Regions from separate parts of the Homo sapiens genome. Here region 1 is linked to region 2. The links are chromatin loops, found by intact Hi-C in ENCODE. Cell type or tissue: breast epithelium. All regions are shown on one strand. Each heading gives the region's core, and the rest is flanking DNA. Links, peaks and the distances in the headings are about the cores only. Region 1 overlaps CCBE1 (collagen and calcium binding EGF domains 1). Region 2 holds the start of RAX (retina and anterior neural fold homeobox).

Evidence for each region. Peaks named below come from ENCODE experiments on the same cell type or tissue, not always from the same donor. Only the 100,000 strongest peaks of a DNase experiment are listed, where the experiment ranks them.
Region 1: a loop joins it to region 2, with 14 times the contacts of the local background. A loop is called at or near these places in 2 of 110 quality-filtered maps.

What each region holds. Positions count from the first base shown.
Region 1 is chr18:59,680,473-59,689,324 of GRCh38, reverse strand. All of the region lies in intron 2 of CCBE1 (collagen and calcium binding EGF domains 1), which reads left to right. Among named protein-coding and RNA genes, the nearest start is that of CCBE1, 13 kb to the left of the region's middle. In breast epithelium, for the core only: no CTCF peak of the experiment used is centred there; a DNase peak (open chromatin) is centred at 3,695.
Region 2 is chr18:59,267,672-59,276,523 of GRCh38, reverse strand. It overlaps RAX (retina and anterior neural fold homeobox), which reads left to right and starts at 3,070. Exons shown (of 3, transcript NM_013435.3): 1 at 3,070-3,606; 2 at 3,910-4,163; 3 at 7,023-8,852. The coding sequence starts at 3,318. The coding sequence ends at 7,520. RefSeq lists silencers at 7,115-7,274, 7,240-7,450 and an enhancer at 7,235-7,745. In breast epithelium, for the core only: no CTCF peak of the experiment used is centred there; no DNase peak of the experiment used is centred there; H3K4me3 peaks cover 3,489 bases; H3K27me3 peaks cover 7,701 bases.

The DNA.
Region 1 (8,852 bases), core at 268-8,267, 410 kb before region 2:
TCTTGGCCACTCCTGTGGGACATTCTATTTGCCTCATCTGGAGTGAAGCTTCTCATCCTTGGCCCTCTGGGAATGACAGGGACGGATGTCAGCCCCGTGGGCTGTCCCACAGGAGGCTATGTAAACAGAACTGGTGGGAGATACAGGGGGGCTCTCAACAGGTAGCGTCTAATCCTGGGAGTTTGGTAGAGAGCAGGGATTGGCAAACTAGGGCCCATGGCTTGTTCTTGTACTACTAATAGTTTGAGTAGTTTTTGTCTTGAAAGCATTGCAAAAGAACACACAGAATCCCAATTTGGCCCCCAAAGTCCCAGATATTTACTGCCTAGCCCCTTACAAAAGAAAACTTGACTCCTGTAGATCCACTTTAATACAAACACCAGGATTGGGGCTTTCCATCTATAACACCTCATCCACATGTCTGAATTCTCAAGGTGACCTTGGGACGGTCACTTACTCATCTTCATCTTTGGGTCACTTACCTGTGTATCACCTTATTTATATTACAGTGTTTGGATTTCTTGGCCAAGCATCTTTAGTTGTCACTTGGTTTTCTGATCTCCAGGAATCATAGTTTTTGTTGAGCTGGAACTTCTTTCAAGTCATCATTCCTAAGTGATACTCGAAATGAGCATAATCTGCCAGTTTCTAAGAAGCTGACTTTATTGCAAGGAGTTGATTGAGCACTCACTTCCTGCTGCCTTTCTATGGCTTTCCATGACAAGCCTTCCTGTGCCAATAGAATAACCCTTGAGTGTTACCTTGGTTTGCTACCTTACCTCATTGATTTGCATATCAATTATCACACGCTTTGTAGGCTGAAAGCCACCTCTCCATACATTTCAACATGTTAGGGTTTGTTTTTTGTTTTTGTTTTTTGAGACATGGTCTCACTCTGTTGCCTAGACTGCAGTACAGTGGTGCAATCATATCTCACTGCAGCCTCAATCTCCCAGGCTGAAGCTATCCTCCTGCTTCATCCTCCTGAGTAGCTGGGACTACATGAGCCCACCACCATGCCTGACTAATTTAATTTTTTGTAGAGATGGATTCTTGCTACGTTGTCCAGGCTGGTCTTGAACTCCTCAGCCTCCTAAAGTGTTGGGATTATAGGCATGAGCCACCGCACCTAGCCGAAATGTTAGTTTTGAATTAGTATAGTAGAAAAATTTTTACATTCAAAGATCAAATGATAGCATATATTTGGAGGAATACCCATCGAGGGAAAAAAAGCCATTTTCATTGAAGGTATTCGGAATCAGTTATAACTTTATATTTTTCCATGTATGGCTAAAAATATATTATAACACTATACAGGTACCCTATGCAGAATATATCAGTGATTAAACTTAAGAATTTCTTTTTTTTCAAATGGAATCTCTGTTGCCCAAGCTGGAGGGCAGTGGTGCAATCTCAGCTCACTGCAACCTCCAACTCTGGGGTTCAAGGGATTCTCCTGCCTCAGCCTCTAGAGTAGCTGGGACTATAAGCATGTGCCACCACGCCCAGCTAATTTTTTTGTATTTTTAGTAGAGATGGGGTTTTGCCATGTTGGCCAGGCTGGTCTTGAGCTCCTCAGGTGATCCACCCATCTCGGCCTCCCAAAGTACTGGGATTACAGGTGTGAGCCACTTGAACCCAGCCTAAACTTATGAATTTTTGAACTTCCTTTTAACACCAGCTGTTTTGTTCCACAAAGCTCATGGAGACTCCTAAATAGTGATGGCTTTAACAATGACTGTGGAAAACAGTAGTGGAGAAGGAGAGAACAGTCTAAAAGAAATATTCTGAAGTGAGAGAAACAAAGTCTGATAATGGTATTTTGGCAAAGGAAGGGAAAAGTTAGGAAACTGGAATTCATCATTTGATGTAATAGGAAGGTAAAGGAATGATGTGGTGTAGAGAAAAAAACACAGGCACAGATCTGTTCAGAAATAGGATCCTACGGAGATGAAGTTGTGAAAAAATTTAACGTTATGTGGACGTTCATGACCTTTAACATGTCCATTTTAACTTAAGTAGGCTAAACTTAGAAAGGTGCATAGATAGACAAATGTAAGCTTTGTAACCCTCTTCTTTTGTCTAGCGCTATTTCCTCGAAGATTGGAGGGCATCTGTAAGCCAGCACAGACCACACTGTGGCTTTTTCTGTGACTGTGACCTCTTAGCTTTCATTTGGATTGCTCTTGATAATGTGTCCTTGCTTCATTTTGGAATTTTCCCACAAAGAAATGGCTCAATTTTTTTGTGGTGTGAAATTGCATGGTAGAGCTGAGGTGCCTTCCTGGGAACCCACTTAGACCACAGACTTGTTGAACCAACTGCAGGTTGTATGAGAGCAGACGATAATGCCCTTTAGAGGCAAGGTTGCCCCCAAACAAAAATGCACTGGAGTGTAGTTCTGGCCAAATCTGAATGATTAGAAAAACTTACAATGTAATATCAACAGGCTTTTATCTCTGAGAAAGTTTGAAGGGTTTTAAAAATTCTGTAAAATTGGTTTTGGTATTGTTGGTTTTCTGCAGATCACACTGGCCTAGTTGGGTGGACATAGGGAGGGAGATACTGTATATGATTGGCAACAACTTATATCTGAAACACAGCTGAAAAAGGAGGAAGTGGGGAAGGAAAGGGATGATGATAAAGGGAGCTTTGAATCCAAAATGGATATTACAAAGAAAACATCACAAAAAATAGGTATCACAAAAGGCTTTGAGGTGAGGAACCAAAGATGGATATACAAAAGCATCAAGTACTGTCTGATGAGTGCCTCAGATTGCCCTGTGTGTGAGGACTCACTGTCAGAAGCTGTTCTAGCTTGTCTTTATATATATGCAAGCTCTTACATAGTGTCAAGGTCACACGCAGGTGCATGGCAGGGCTGGGCTTCAAAGCCAGGCAGTCTGACTCTGGAGCCTGTGTTCTTCTCAACCACTGGGCTTTTGATGGCCTGACAATTGTGGTTACCTTGCTTTTCTGCCAACTGCAAATTGAAAAGAGGCACTTAAAGGAAGGGAGGACTGCTGGAAACAGTGACATTCATCCCAGTGGTTAAAAACAAAAGTTGGACAAGTCCTCAAAAGTAGTCACAAAAATCATTCCCACTGACCCCAAAAACCCAGCACACACTGATGCCACTTAATAAAGGGGACACATGGTCATACATACCTTGCTTTCCATGGATATCACTGTCCACAATGTCCTGAGTTATCCAATGAAATGAAATTCTGTTCATCATTGAAGAATAATGGAGATTAAGCTTTATCTAAAATAACAGGGATTAAGCTTTACTATGATGTTACATGTAACTTTCATTTCTGCAGAGCCTCTCTCCAGGATGGTGCCAAATTTGGGGAGATTAGAAACTATTCTGTTCACAGCAAGACATCACTGTTAAAAATGCAGGTGCCCAGGCTTCATCCCAGACCTACCCAATCACAATTTGCATTCTGACAAGGTCACTAGGTGCTTCCTATGCACATCAAGTGTTGAGAAGCACGGTCCTAATCGTCACTATATCACTATAACAACAGAATGTTCTGTTGTTTACTTCTTCCTGGCAAGGTGCTAGGCAGTGATTCTCAGCCTTGACTGCGCATAGAAATCATCCGAGGAGGTTTTTAAAATTCCCAGCATTCAGGCTGCTCCACATACCTTGGCTTGCCACCTTTCACACCAAAGTCATGCCAGAAACTCTGGAGGTGGTTGCCAGGCACCAGGAATTTCTAAAGCTCCTCATGTGATTCCAGTATGCTGAAAACCTCTGACTTAAACTTGAGGAGAAAGCATAAGGTTGTGAGCAGCCTGGTTCTTTGTCAGAAGCTGGGTAAATGGTCTTTGTTTATTCCATGGCCACTAAGCCAGGGTCTCTTGTGTCCTTTGCAATTGCTGCAGGTCCAGGTCCCTCAGTGGTCCCTTGGTGACAGTCACTGTGCCTGGTGTCTCCAATCCTTCATTTGTTAGACCCTTTCCATTCTGTGTGGGGTGGTTTGAGGGTGTCAGGGAAGTGATGGAGGGACTAATAGGAGAATGGATCAAGGATAGGACACTCCTCATGAGTTCTTGGTTTCTTAAGCTGAGCCATTCCAAATCTCAGGGTGCAAATTCCATCACTCTTTATTTTGTATTGTAGGCTCTCAGCTTGGTGTCTAAAGCTACTCAATGACCTTTGGTGCATTAAAAAAAATATATTTTGCTTTGTTGCTGCACTGCATGAATCTTCTCCCAAGATATAAACATGGCTCAGTATATTATAAATGAAAGCTTTTCAGTGTCAAGCTGTGTTTTTCTTTCCTTGTGAGTATCAAACACATTTTTTTTTACATGGTATGATGGGACATCTACATGCTGTCCAAGATTCTCCTCCCATCCCATCTGTACGCCTTTACTCTCCAGTCCTCCTGATAACTGAAAGAATTTCTCAACCCCTCACCCTCCACCCCAGAAAACAAAAGGCTTCTTACGGGCTTGAGTTAACTGTATGCATCACAACATAATGCTTTCTGTGGTTTGACCAGATAGTTATAACTCAAGCTCTGTATTTACTACATGACCTTAAACCAGGCAGTCTCCAAATATGTCTGTCTATAATGCATAGTTTGTATATGTAATTGTCTTTTTGAGTGTTACAACAGCAATTATGCTGACTAAATCATAGAAATGGAAATGATTATAAAGCAAGAAATAAAAGGAAATGCAACTGCATTTTGTGTATAGAGGTACCCCGAGGCTCTTAATGAAGAATCTCTGAATTTGAGGCTGGCAAAACACAAAGTGGTTCATAAGTGACCTGAGTTTAATACATTTCAGAGCTTGCTAGTTTGAGCGTGGCAACCTATTACTGAGGATATTATAGTAATGGAGAATTTTTTTTTTTGAGACAGAGTCCCACTCTATCACCCAGGCTGGAGTGCTGTGGCACGATCTTAGCTCACTGCAACCTCTGCCTCCCAGGTTCAAGCGATTCTTGTGCCTCAGCCTTCTGAGTAGCTGGCACTACAGGTGCTTGCCACCACGCCAGGCCAATTTTTGTATTTTTTGTAGAGACAGGGTTTCGCCATGTTGGCCAGGCTGGTCTTGAACTCCTGGCCTCAGGTGATCTGCTTGCCTTGGCCTCCCAAAGTGTAGGAAAGGAGATTTAATGATAAGGCATGAGAGGATCTGAGTGGACTCCTGACAGTTACTCAGCATCTCCACCACCCCCACTGCTTTGTGAGTCAATTTCCAGAAACCCTCAGTGTTTAGAAGCATATTTTCAGGCCATAAAATATAGGTAAATTATAATCAGCAGAGACCACATTAAGGTCAATGAAAAAGGGTGCTCTAGGCTGAAGACAACTGGCCCTGGGAGTTCTGGTGGTCCAGCTGCTACCCTGCTGTCCTAGGGAAGGGAGGGGTTTGAGGTCTTGGCACAGCCGGGACCATGTCTTGGTGGTCACTGATGTAGGGGGTGAGGTGGGAGCTCATGTGTACTGACTGGGATGCTCCAGCAGGGACACCCCAGCTTGCAGCCCTTGGCCATCTGGCTTTGTTTACTCAGGCGGCATCTCCAGGTCCTGCCTCTTCAGTGAATCCTTCCTTGGCTTGCTTTCTTTCCTTTCTTTTTCCTTTCTTTCCTCTCTTTTTTTGAGATGGAGTCTCACTCTGTCACCCAGGCTGGAGTACAGTGATGCAATCTTGGCTCACAGCAATCTCCACCTCCTGGGTTCAAGCAATTCTCCTGCCTCAGCCTCCTGAGTAGCTGGGATTACAGGCGTGCGCCACCACTCCTGGCTAATTTTTTTGTATTTTTAGTGGAAATGCAGTTTTGCCATGTTGGCCAGGCTGGTCTCAAACTCCTGACCTCAGGTGATCCGCCTGCCTCAGCCTCCCACAGTGCTGGGATTACAGGCGTGAGCCACCCCGCCTGGCCAACTGTCTTTTTAAAAAAAGAAAAATTCCCACTGTTCAGCCTTTTAAATGTATGACTTGTGTGATCTTAGGAGTTGTGTTCATTTGCTAGCACAGATTGACCCACTATTGGATTTTCCTAACACGTTTGACACATGCTCCTGTGTGTGTCATTGAGGTGATGTCTGCGTTTGTCTTGTGAAGCTCAGAGCACTAGGAGCATATCTAAATCCTTATGCCTTGAACAGGTGAGAGTTTCACTCACACTCTTTAGGGTTCTAATATTCAGGGGTTTGGATCCCAAAAGAAACTGCCTTCATGATGAGGGGAAAGCACTTTTATTCTTCTAGGAAAGTATATGAAAATATATATCACTTTTTCTACCATCCCAGCTGACCTACCCAAGGGAATGGAGATTGTTAGGTTTGGAAAAAAGAAGACAGAGGGATTATTTGATAATTTCTTTACAAAGGAAAGCTCCACTCTGTAGTTCCTACAGGGAAGGGGGGGCACAAGAAGAAAGAACTCTGTTTTGGACATTCTCTTTTTAAGACTTTATTTACCTTGTTTATGATCATGGCAATATTTACTCTGCGTGTTTTACACCATAGCAATGTGCAAGTTAGAACTGAGGGTCATCCAATTTCACCCTTTCAGGGTAAAGACGATCAAAGGGTTGGAGTTTACTTTTCCTAATCTTTCTATGCATATGCTAAGATATCCTTAGACCTACCACTTACAGAAATGGGTTTATTCTACAATTGCTTTTTTTCAGTTAATAGCTAAGGAATACTTACTCCTGGTTAAATAGGGTGCTAAGCCATTTTACAGCATGGTATTTCACAGCATGGCATTTAATTGTATGGAGGCATCATAATTCATCTGTTCACTGGAGAGTTCTCTAAGGAAATGTAGCAGATGCTAAAGGGGGGGGTCTCTGTTTCAGTATAGTCAGATTTTAATCTTGATATACTTGAAATTAGCATCTTAAGTTTTATCAAAATGAATCAGAAGATCTAATATAACCAGATAGCACGTGGTTCTGGAACTTGGGAGACATGGTCTCTTTTCTTAGATGGTGTCTTGCTCTGTCGCCAGGCTGGAGTGCAGTGGCATGATCTCAGCTCACTGCAACCTCCTCCGCCTCCTGGGTTCAAGCAATTCTCCTGCCTCAGCCTCCCCAGTAGCTGGGACTACAGGTGCATGCCACCACTCTCAGCTAATATTTGTATTTTTAGTAGAGACAGGGTTTCACCATGTTGGCCAGGATGGTCTCGATTTCTAGACCTCATGATCTGCCCACCTTGGCCTCCCAAAGTGCTGGGATTACAGGCATGAGCCAACGCGCCCGGTCTGGGAGACATGGTTTTTAATGACCTACCCTCTCCCTACCTTCCACTGCAGGGTCCTCCAGAAACCCTCTGGCTCTCGCCGAACCTCAGAGGAGGGGATGGGGCTTTGCTTGAGTTCCTTCCAGGTCTGACCGTCTGACAGGGACCACTCCCACCTTCACAGAGAGCAGAGTAAACAGAAGCGCATTTAGTTTACAGCCCAGGGGATTTGCTTAACACAAGGGTGATCATCTCGACTGAGGGAGACTCTGCAGTACTTATCTCTAATCAGCCTTACAAACATGATAGCCATCTTTGCACTGTGGATTTAATCTCTTGAATGGCTTTAATGGTTTCTTCCCCAATTATTAAAAAGGAAAAAGTCTTTTTACTCCCCAGGTCTATGCTTTAAAGTGGGCTGCTATCTGCTGCAAGCTCATGCTGGGTAAGTGCAGGAGCCCATCAAAGTGTTAAGGGCCCTGGCTGGCCACTGGCTGGCTCGCATTTCACTGCTTGCTTTGAACATGTGCTGTGCCATAGGATAGCAGAACACAGGGTGAAGTATCAGCTTCCTCGCTTCATGGAGAGCTGTAGTCCCACGGCACCCACTCCCTTCCTAAAAAGGAGAAATTGAGTTGCCTTTGGGCAGACTCCTGCTAATAAAGTGGGAAGAAAAGGGGACATCAGATCAGCTTTCTCATAAAATTTCTTACACATCTTTTATCTTAACATACTGGACTTAGTATGTTTCTTATATTTACTAAGGTTTCTATTACAGACTTATTTTTCAACACGTGTCTCCTTCTGAATGTACTTATTTTATGGACCAAAGAGCCTCTGCTCAGTGTCTCTAAGGGCCCTCGTAAAGACTTCATGTGCAAATTTGCTGGCTGTGGCCTTGCTGCCATTTTCATCGTTCTGCTGCTCCGGGTTCTGGTTCCATATTTGGCTCTGTTTAAAGATTCCGAGGGAAATGGTGACACAAGACAGCTATGCAACTTAGCTATATATGTTTAAAAAGATACCAAACAGCTTTCCTTTTTTTTTTTTTTTTTCTCAGCCAAATTACCTTCCTAAAAGGATGAGGCTTCTCTTGAATAACCCAGATAATTATCAGGTTTTTGTATTTATTAACATCCTTTCCATATTTAGGCAGTCTCAGCTTAATAAAAAGGTATCACTTGAGTTTAGCATGAGATCAACAGGCCGCTGGTTTGAAGTTTGATTCCTTCTTTCTCCTGCTTGCAAGTTAATCTGTCTAATCTGCATTTTAACCTACGCTCCTTTGGAAGGAATGTAGTTAAGGCTGGGTTTGTAACCTGATGGATGAAAGGGAATCTCCACTGCAGCTGTTGTTTCTTCATTTTTGTTTTGTTTTGTTTTGTTTTGTTTTTTCTTTTTTTTTTGAGATGGAGTCTCGCTCTGTCTCCCAGGCTGGAGTGCAGTGGCAGCAATCTCGGCTCACTGCAACCTCCGCCTCCCGGGTTCACGCCATTCTCCTGCCTCAGCCTCCCCAGTAGCTGGGACTACAGGCGCCCGCCACCACGCCCGGCTAATTTTTTGTGTTTTTAGTAGAGACAGGGTTTCACCATGTTAGCCAGCATGGTCTTGATCTCCTGACCTCGTGATCCT
Region 2 (8,852 bases), core at 360-8,359:
AGGGGTTTTCTTTGATCCATCTAATGAATTAATGAATTAATCAGAGGTGGGGTTCAGAAGCCAGGCTCCTTACTGTTGCTGAAGCAGGGCTGATTATGAGCTAGCCTAACTGCTGGAAAAATGCAGCTTCATGCTAGAAGAATTAGGGACATGGCCCAGTCCATTCATCTTCCCTAATCGAGTTCTTGGGAAATACACACGTAGATTAGCCCCTAACAATGACCCCCGGCTGATTGCTTGGAGTACCCTCCACCGTGCCCACAATGGTACTGACTAGCTCTTTATGTCCTGCACAAAGGAAGCCCCAACTCCCCCTTGTCCTCCTCTGCCCTGTCTCCCCCACCCCCATCACCACCACCCCTGCCCTCGCCAGTGGCTGTTGAAGTCTTTTCTGCTTTTTTCCCCAGACTCTGAAACAAACAGTAAATAAAAGCTAACCTCACCTGGACTTATTAGGAGGAGCTGGGCAGTTCCAGAGGAATTAACTTTGGAAAACAAGGCCATAAACCCCTTAGCAGCGTGTGGGCAGGAGCTTAAGGAAACGCTGCCAATCTTTGTTTAGCGGTGATTATCGAGATCAATTTAATATTGGGGAAGTTTGCATAAAAAGCATTCTCGGTCAGAGGGGGAACAACAAATACCAATTAATTATCCCCACAGCTGCCCTCTGATCACCACCACCTCAGCACGTCAGCCACCTGGTCTATGTCACTGGCAGTCAGACCTTTTCGGGTGCCACCAGGCCATTTGTGGGCCCTGGAAAGGTGGAGGAGGGGCGGAGGAGGAGGCAAAACCTGGTCTGTCAGGGGACTTTCCAGAGGGTTTGTTAATTTGCCCTGGATGCCGGTACCCAAAGCCCACTCTCTATAGGCTCTGACTTTATTTCTTCTGGGAGCTAAACTGCTTCTACCTCCGCCTCTTAGATGCAGAATCCAGTCTCAGGGAAGGATTAAAGACAGACTGCAGGCTAAGATGGGCTTTGATTCTTTTCAAAAAGATCACACACTACAATAATAATTACAAATGAGCTGCAGGCAGAAAACACTGGACAAGGAGTCAGTGGCCTGAGTTCTAGTCCTGACCCTTCCACTTAATAGCTGTATCACTTTGAGCCTCAGTTTCCTCTTCTGTAAAATGGGGACCAATATGTCTGTCCTGCTCACCTCACAAGGTTGTGAAGATCAGATGACATGAAGAATGTGAGAAGATTCTGAAACCTACAAAGTGACATGTCGAGAGAATTGCTTGAGCCCAGGAGTTCCAGGCTGCAGTGAGCCACCATCATGCCACTGCACTCCAGCCTGGGCAACAGAGAGGGACCCTGTCTCTAAAATAAACAGACAAATAAATAATAAGTAAATAAAGTAATATGTGAACACTGTAAAGTGCTATTAACTTTCATTAATTTTAGCTTTTTTCTTAAAAGATAATTTCTGACTTGAATTAGTTCAATTTCTATCTCCTGCAGTCACATGCTTGCCCTTATTTTAGTTTGCCATTATATAGTTTTATTAAAAGTAGATATGCCCATCATGGGGAATTAACCATTGAATGATCCTTAAGAAATTGACTTGTCCTCCGCAAACATCCTTCTAACACCAATTTAAAGGTTGGGGATCTGAGGATGTGTGTTTTCCCTCTTCCTTTGTCTTGTCTTCCAGACTGGACGTTAAACTCCACCAGGCCAACGGCCCTGGCCTTTCCCAATTTGTTTGATGCCCACGACGTGGCCCTCGACGGTTGCCTTGCCCTCTAAAGGGACGCAGCAAACGCTTGTCTGAACGCAAGCGGGATAAAGAAGACACCCCTGCTGTGGAGATCAGAGCGCCTACTGAAAAGGAGATTTTAGGGATATTGTCCTCTAGGTCCTTGAGCTTTTATAGGAAAGCATTTTAATTCACGGTTCAGGCCACCAGTTCAGGGAAGGCCAAGCGCTCGCCTCGGGTCTCGCCTCAGATTTGAGGGGTGAGACGTTCACAGCGCCATTGTCCATCCGCGCTGCTGGAGGTGAAACACACTCACCCTATCCAATCATCTTTCCAAGTGGCCGATCAGTCACTGTGGGCCACGGAAGCCTCGAGGGGGTCCAAAGGAGAAAGAACTGCAAGCCAATTACTCCTGAACCCTCGGGGAGGCGAGAGGCCTCTTCCCCGGGAGAAGGTCCTTCCCCAGCCAGCTCTGGGCCATCTCCTTGGCCCGGAGTGTTGGAGGGAGGCGGGAGTGCGACACCGCTGCTCATCAGTAAAGGAGCCCGCCCTCCCCGCAGGACAAGGGGCGGGAGCGAGGAACTCCAGGTGGGTCTCCTGCGGGACCTGAGCCCGGCAGCACATCCGACTCGGGGCTCCCAGTCTCCTGCTGGGCGATCGGGCGCTAGAGGTCACCGGACTTGCGGACATAAATGGCCCTGGGGTGGGCGCTGCGGGGAAGGAGGGAGGCTGCCGGCGCTCAAGTCCGAGGGGACTGGGAGGAGTTACAACAGATATAGACGGACAAACTAAACGCGAGGTCCGGGACTTCGTACAACCCAGCCAAGAAAGGAGTGGGTCCCGAAAAGGGAGCCAGCGAGGGGAAATTCAAACTGCGACGAGTGCGGGGCTGGGAAGCCTTCGGCTGGGTCTCGGCGCTTCCAGGGGGCACAGGCCAGGGTGGCGGCCCCGCGGAGGTGAGCCAGAGGGGGCTAGAGGGGCGAGTCTGAAGCTGGGGAGGGGTGCGTCCAAGGAGGGAGGTGACCCCCAGGGGGTAGTCTGAAGTGAGAGGGTAAGCCCGAAGTAGAGGGAGACAAACGCAAGGGGAGAGATGAGCCCAAGGGCGTCGGCCCCACTGAGGCAGGACTAGGGGTGCGCCGCGACCAGGTTCCCGAGCCCATCAGGCATCCCGCCGCGGATCCCCGGAGTGTGTTTGTAAAGCTTAAAACGGATCAAGAGGTGGAAGGGGAATATTCCTAGTGCCGGCCCAGGGGTGGCCACTAGAGGACCCTGTGGCTGGGCCGGGTGAGGACACGCCCCTCTGTGGAGGGAGGGGCCGAGAGAAGGGGCTGGGTCCAGGGCGAGAGGGGAGGAGCCGAGGGCCAGTTGGCTCCCCGCCTTTAGCGCCGAGAGCCCCAGCTACCCCGAGCCCGAACTTCCGACTTCTGGGACTAAGGCGGCAGCGGGCTGAGCGCTCGGCCACCCCCAGCGTGCGCAGCCCGGGCGGGCTTCGCCCGCGGAGCTTGACCTAGGGTCGGGACCCGTCGGGTTGCACCGCCGCACTCGGGAAGACCCGGCTTCGAGCCTCTCCTCTCCGTCTCCAAAGCGCCCTCCCGCCTCCCGGCGCTCCCCATGCACCTGCCGGGCTGCGCGCCAGCCATGGCCGACGGGAGCTTCTCGCTTGCCGGCCACCTGCTCCGCAGCCCGGGCGGGAGCACCTCGCGACTTCACAGCATCGAGGCCATCCTGGGGTTTACCAAGGACGACGGGATCCTCGGCACCTTCCCGGCGGAGCGGGGCGCCCGGGGCGCGAAGGAGCGGGATAGGAGGCTGGGCGCGCGGCCCGCCTGCCCCAAGGCGCCCGAGGAAGGCTCCGAGCCCTCCCCGCCGCCAGCCCCGGCGCCCGCCCCCGAGTACGAAGGTGAGTGCGCACCCCTGGCTGTGCGAGGCCGTTCGGGCGCCCGAGCTTAGGAGTTGGCCAGACGAGAGCGCCCCTTCCTTAACTTTTATTAAGGCAACTGGGCGCGGGGTTGGGGACCGTCTATGGCGGGAGCTTCCAATTTGCATTCAGAGAAAGCTTAGGACCCATCGCCGCCCTCACCACGGACCTCCCCGGGCCATCTCGGAGCCCGCAGGCGGGCTGGCCAGTGCCCACAGCGAGGCGGGGTCGGCCCAAGGGTGTTTTGGGGAGTGCATCTGACCCTCCCGGGCCTCGTCGCCCCAGCCCCTCGACCCTACTGCCCCAAGGAGCCCGGGGAGGCACGGCCGAGCCCAGGGCTGCCCGTCGGGCCAGCCACCGGCGAAGCGAAACTGTCAGAGGAGGAACAGCCCAAGAAAAAGCATCGGCGGAACCGCACGACTTTCACCACGTACCAGCTGCATGAGCTGGAGCGCGCGTTCGAGAAGTCCCACTACCCGGACGTGTACAGCCGCGAGGAGCTGGCCGGCAAGGTCAACCTACCAGAGGTCCGGGTCCAGGTAAAGCGCCCAGGTTGAGGAACTGGGATCTGGGAGGGCCCGAGGCCCAAATTGCAGCCAATGCTTCTCGGAATTCACGGGTGTCCATGCATTTATTACTGTCCTTCCTCGACTTGGCATGCCCAGAGTCTCAAGGGAGAGGCACAGATCTTCGATGTTCCCTGTGCATCGCCCTTCAAGCAGTCTGTTCCAGTTTGTAGTACGAGCTCCCCTTTGGGGGTTTCCCTCTTCTAAACTCAAAATAGAAGATGGGAATGACTTGCAAGATGAAGAGGCCGACAGCTCATTAGACATAGCCAGGAAGGGGTTGGGGGTTGCTGAGTGGAAATGGAATGCAGGTAGTGATCGAGGGTGACAGGATTGGGGCCCCAAATGCCACCCTCGTCACTAGCTGCGAATACCGAGTTGGAAACGAAAACCCTGTTTCCTTGCGAAGGGCCTGGCACCTCGCAGTTGAAACTTCGGGTGGATTTATTTAAGAAACTGACTTTTCCTTTTCTGGTGCACATCCAACCAAACTTCTCGCTGCAAAGGCCTTTTCTTTTTATTGTAAAGGGGTTTTCGCTTTAATTAAAGCTGAATTATCTTTAATCCCTGATCATTAAAATATTTGAAAGCCTTAAATATTTGCTAGTCATCTGTGAAAAATCTGGGAGGATTTCCAAATTGGGAGAGTTTACAGAGGGCTGAAAGAGAGACATTGGGAACAAATTTCACTGCATCTGAAAGGCAGTGGAACTAAGATGGGATTTTTGTGTGTGTCTAATAAATTAGATTTCCAGGAAATGAGAACACTCAAGTGTTCGGAGCTTTTATCCATGTCTTAAAAGTAAAAGAGGACAAGCTGCTGCTTTTTCTTTTCTGCTTAGTTTAAGAGTTGAAAGTAATGAGTAAAAGTCATGGCTTAAAAAATATAATTCCCTAATGTGACTTGGGATTAACCAGCAAGGACAGTTCAATGTCTCCTAATTTGGGGCAGTAAAGCTGCAGTGATTTCACTGAAGGGGTGGAAATTTTATCACCTGCTTTCAAAAAAAGAAGGATGGGAGAGGGAATGAATACAAGAGAAAGAGTAGAGGCAAAGCCTTCCAGTACCCTACAGAATCCAAGCAAAGCAGACTCAGCTCCCTGGGCACTTGAGCCCACCTGCATCCTCCCTCATTACTTGTTCAGGAGTTTTGGCTTCTCCTCTAAGTTGTGAGATTCTTGAGAACAGTGTCTGTGACTTCTTTGTGACCACAGGGCCAGCACAGCACCCAGCATATGGCCATTCTTAACACATGACTATGATGTAATCAGATGGTAGAGATACTAGGCAGGATCTCCCACACCGAGGGCAGCAGTAGAGCATTGCAATAACCGACCTCAATCCTTCAGTCTATAACCTGGGACACTAGATCTGAAGGCTACAGCTGATGTGGTAGGGAATTGAGTGGGACAGACAGGGAAGCCGAGAAGGTGGTGGGACAGGAGCCCTCACCCAAATCAGTGTTTCTTTTCTCTACTGTTGGCAAGTATCTAATATTTAAGGGAGACTTGAGGCCTTAGATATGCAGATGAATCTTTTCTAGGATGGTACAGGGTACTTACACTTTTGTTGTTTCTCTTTTTCTCCCTAATTGCAGCCTCTCACACACTTGCCCTGCGGTGCTTGGGTGCTGGATTGCTGTTCTTTCAGCTCTCCTCGGGGGTCCCCTGCCCTTATTGACTGAAAACTACTTTCTCCCTTCTGAGGTTGCAACAATCTCCCCATTTCCCTTCATAAATATAGCACTAAAGCCACCAGTTTGGCTGAAATTCTTTTGTGTTCTCTACTAAACGGATTCTCTGTCTTGCCTGTGAAGGTGGAACTGGTAGTAAAAATGTAATTACACATATTCCAGCACTTTTATCAAATCAGTAATGAAGTTTCATTGGAAGAACCCGACGTTACTCTTGGCAAGGACTTCGTACAGATAAAGAAGAAGAAGCAAAAAACCTTGTCATTGAGCTAAGGTCTTAGGGTAATGTCAAAATTAACTTTGTAATGTAAAAGTAGATATAATAGACTGGAATGATTGTACTCCTTGAAAGTAATAACAAACAGCAGAAATAGTAAGCAGACATTAATTAAATAAAAATAAAAATATTAAAGCAGCAATTCAAATATGGTTGGGGCAAAATAAACCCCACTTGCTCCTATCTAGTTATCATAACCAGTAATCCGTGAAAAGAGCTGAATTTTAACGCCCATTCTTGCCAATTACTCTACTTAACAATATTTATTTATACCTGTATTTAGAGACAAAGGGTAGGTAAAGCAGAGAAAGTCTGAGACCAAAATACAGCAACTTAGATCTGTACCATACAGAGAACAAGCAAGTCTAAACTGTTAGGAGGGGCTGCCAACCAGAAGGTCACAGAAAATTGGTGAGATCTCGTTTCAAAGTTCTACGATTCGATTGCGGAGTTAAATTCACTTTTTTTTTCTGAGCTTCTGCTACGCACTAGGAGTTGGAAACAGATACAACCACAGCTATGGATAAACAGAGAAAAGGGTGGGACGCCACGGAGGACTAGGATGGGACAAAGAGACTCAGAAGAGGCGATAATGGAGAGAAGAGGCCAAAAAAAAAAAAAAAAGAGAGAGAGAGAGAGAGAGAAAGGGGATGGAAAAGAAAAGAGAACGCGGGGTGGGAGGAGTAGGAGTGGGTGGAAGGAAGGAAGATCCGGGCCTCTCTCGGCACATGCATAACAGTTGCGCCCCTAGTTTTATTTGAGGGGGACGGAGTGGAGCCCGCCGAGCTGAACCGGCTCAGGGTTGGGGACGCGGCCGCAGCCTCCGCTGCTGCCCGACGGCCCCTGTGCTCTCTCCTGCAGGTGTGGTTCCAGAACCGACGGGCTAAGTGGCGGCGGCAGGAGAAGCTGGAAGTGTCCTCCATGAAGCTGCAGGACTCGCCCCTCCTCTCCTTCAGCCGCTCCCCGCCCTCCGCGACGCTGTCGCCCCTCGGGGCGGGCCCGGGCAGCGGTGGCGGGCCGGCTGGGGGCGCGCTGCCGCTGGAGTCCTGGCTCGGGCCGCCGCTGCCGGGCGGGGGCGCCACGGCGCTGCAGAGCCTGCCGGGCTTCGGGCCGCCGGCGCAGAGCCTGCCTGCCAGCTACACGCCACCGCCGCCGCCTCCGCCCTTCCTGAACTCCCCGCCGTTGGGCCCCGGCCTGCAACCTCTCGCGCCGCCGCCGCCCTCCTACCCGTGCGGGCCCGGCTTCGGGGACAAGTTCCCGCTGGACGAGGCGGACCCGCGCAACAGCAGCATCGCGGCGCTGCGTCTGAAAGCCAAGGAGCACATCCAGGCCATCGGGAAGCCGTGGCAGGCCCTCTAGGGGCACTGGGGAACGTCTTGGGATCCGACCCCGGGCCGACCGCACCGTACCCGCATCCTCTCTCCCAGGGACAACCCCCCTCCCCAGCTCGGCCCCTCTTTCCCTGTCGCCTGCAGCCACCCGCCAAGCATAGTTCAGGGCCACGCGCCTGCTCCCGATGCACGGGGAGAAGGGCGACTTTCAGGCCTGAGGAGAGGCCCTCTGGCCGCCTCAACGCACTTCGCGGACCTCAGCCCTGCAGCTGGAGGGCAACAGGCTGCCGGGCCCCGCTGGCCACGCCGCTCCCATCACCGCAGGCGCTGGAGCCTCCAGGCCCAAACAGGCTGAAGCTCCTAAACTTGGCCATTCCCAGGAGGCTTGGAGACCCCCAGATAACCATAACAGGGAAGCAGGGGAGGCGGAAAAATAGAGTTTGAGAAACTTTTGTATAAGTAGTTTCAAACTATTTGAGAGGAGAATTAAAGACATGCTTGTTTTGTTTCGACTCTGTTTAAGCACGCTCAGGACTTGGGGAGAGGAGTGAATATTGGGGTACGGGAGGAGGGTGCGTTGACGGACAGGGTGGGTCAGGGAAAGAGGAGGACTGAGAAGAAGCTCAGGGTTTCCTTGTGAAAATTCTAGGGACACTTCGCTGCAGCAGAGAATCGTCCCCATTCCGAACGCTTCGGCGGCCTAGACCAGAGGCGCCCTTCCCTGGAGCCGGCGTGCGCGCTTGGGGTCCGGAGTGGATGGGGCTAAGGCTCAGATGCTAGCGCGCTCCCAGTTCCCCCGCTAGCCCCATAGTCCAGCGGCAGCTGATATTTTCAAGTTTGACTTCAATAGAAAGCGTCAAGACCACCTTCCCTAGGGCGAGAGCGAAGTGTCCCCCGGCCCCTGGCGTCCCCGCTCTCCTAAGGACTCCTCTCAGTTCACCAAGCAGATCTCCGGTTCGGTGCCAGTCCCTAACACCCAAGGTTGATCACCAGCGGTACAAGAACTGAGGCAAAGAGATGCTTTTCCTTTTCGGAGCCGCGAGACTCTCTAACCTCCCCAACTCGCTCCACACTCGCCAACCCAGAGTTCGGTAAAAGGCGCGTCTGGTGAGGTGCCGCGCTCGGAGAGTGTCCTGGAGCGCCCTACGCCACCGCCCCGAGAGCTAGTTCTTGCGGGCGTGCCCTGGACAGTATCTGCAGTTCTTTGGCGCCGGCTCTAGGGCGAGGAAGGAATCTCGAAATCTCAGCCCGCTTCACAATCTCCTGAGACTCTCTGAAGAAGGAGAGTCCCGGACTCCCGCCTGAGCGTGCTCGATATCCACCGTTGACACTGGAAGCTGGGCGACCGCCAGCAGAACCT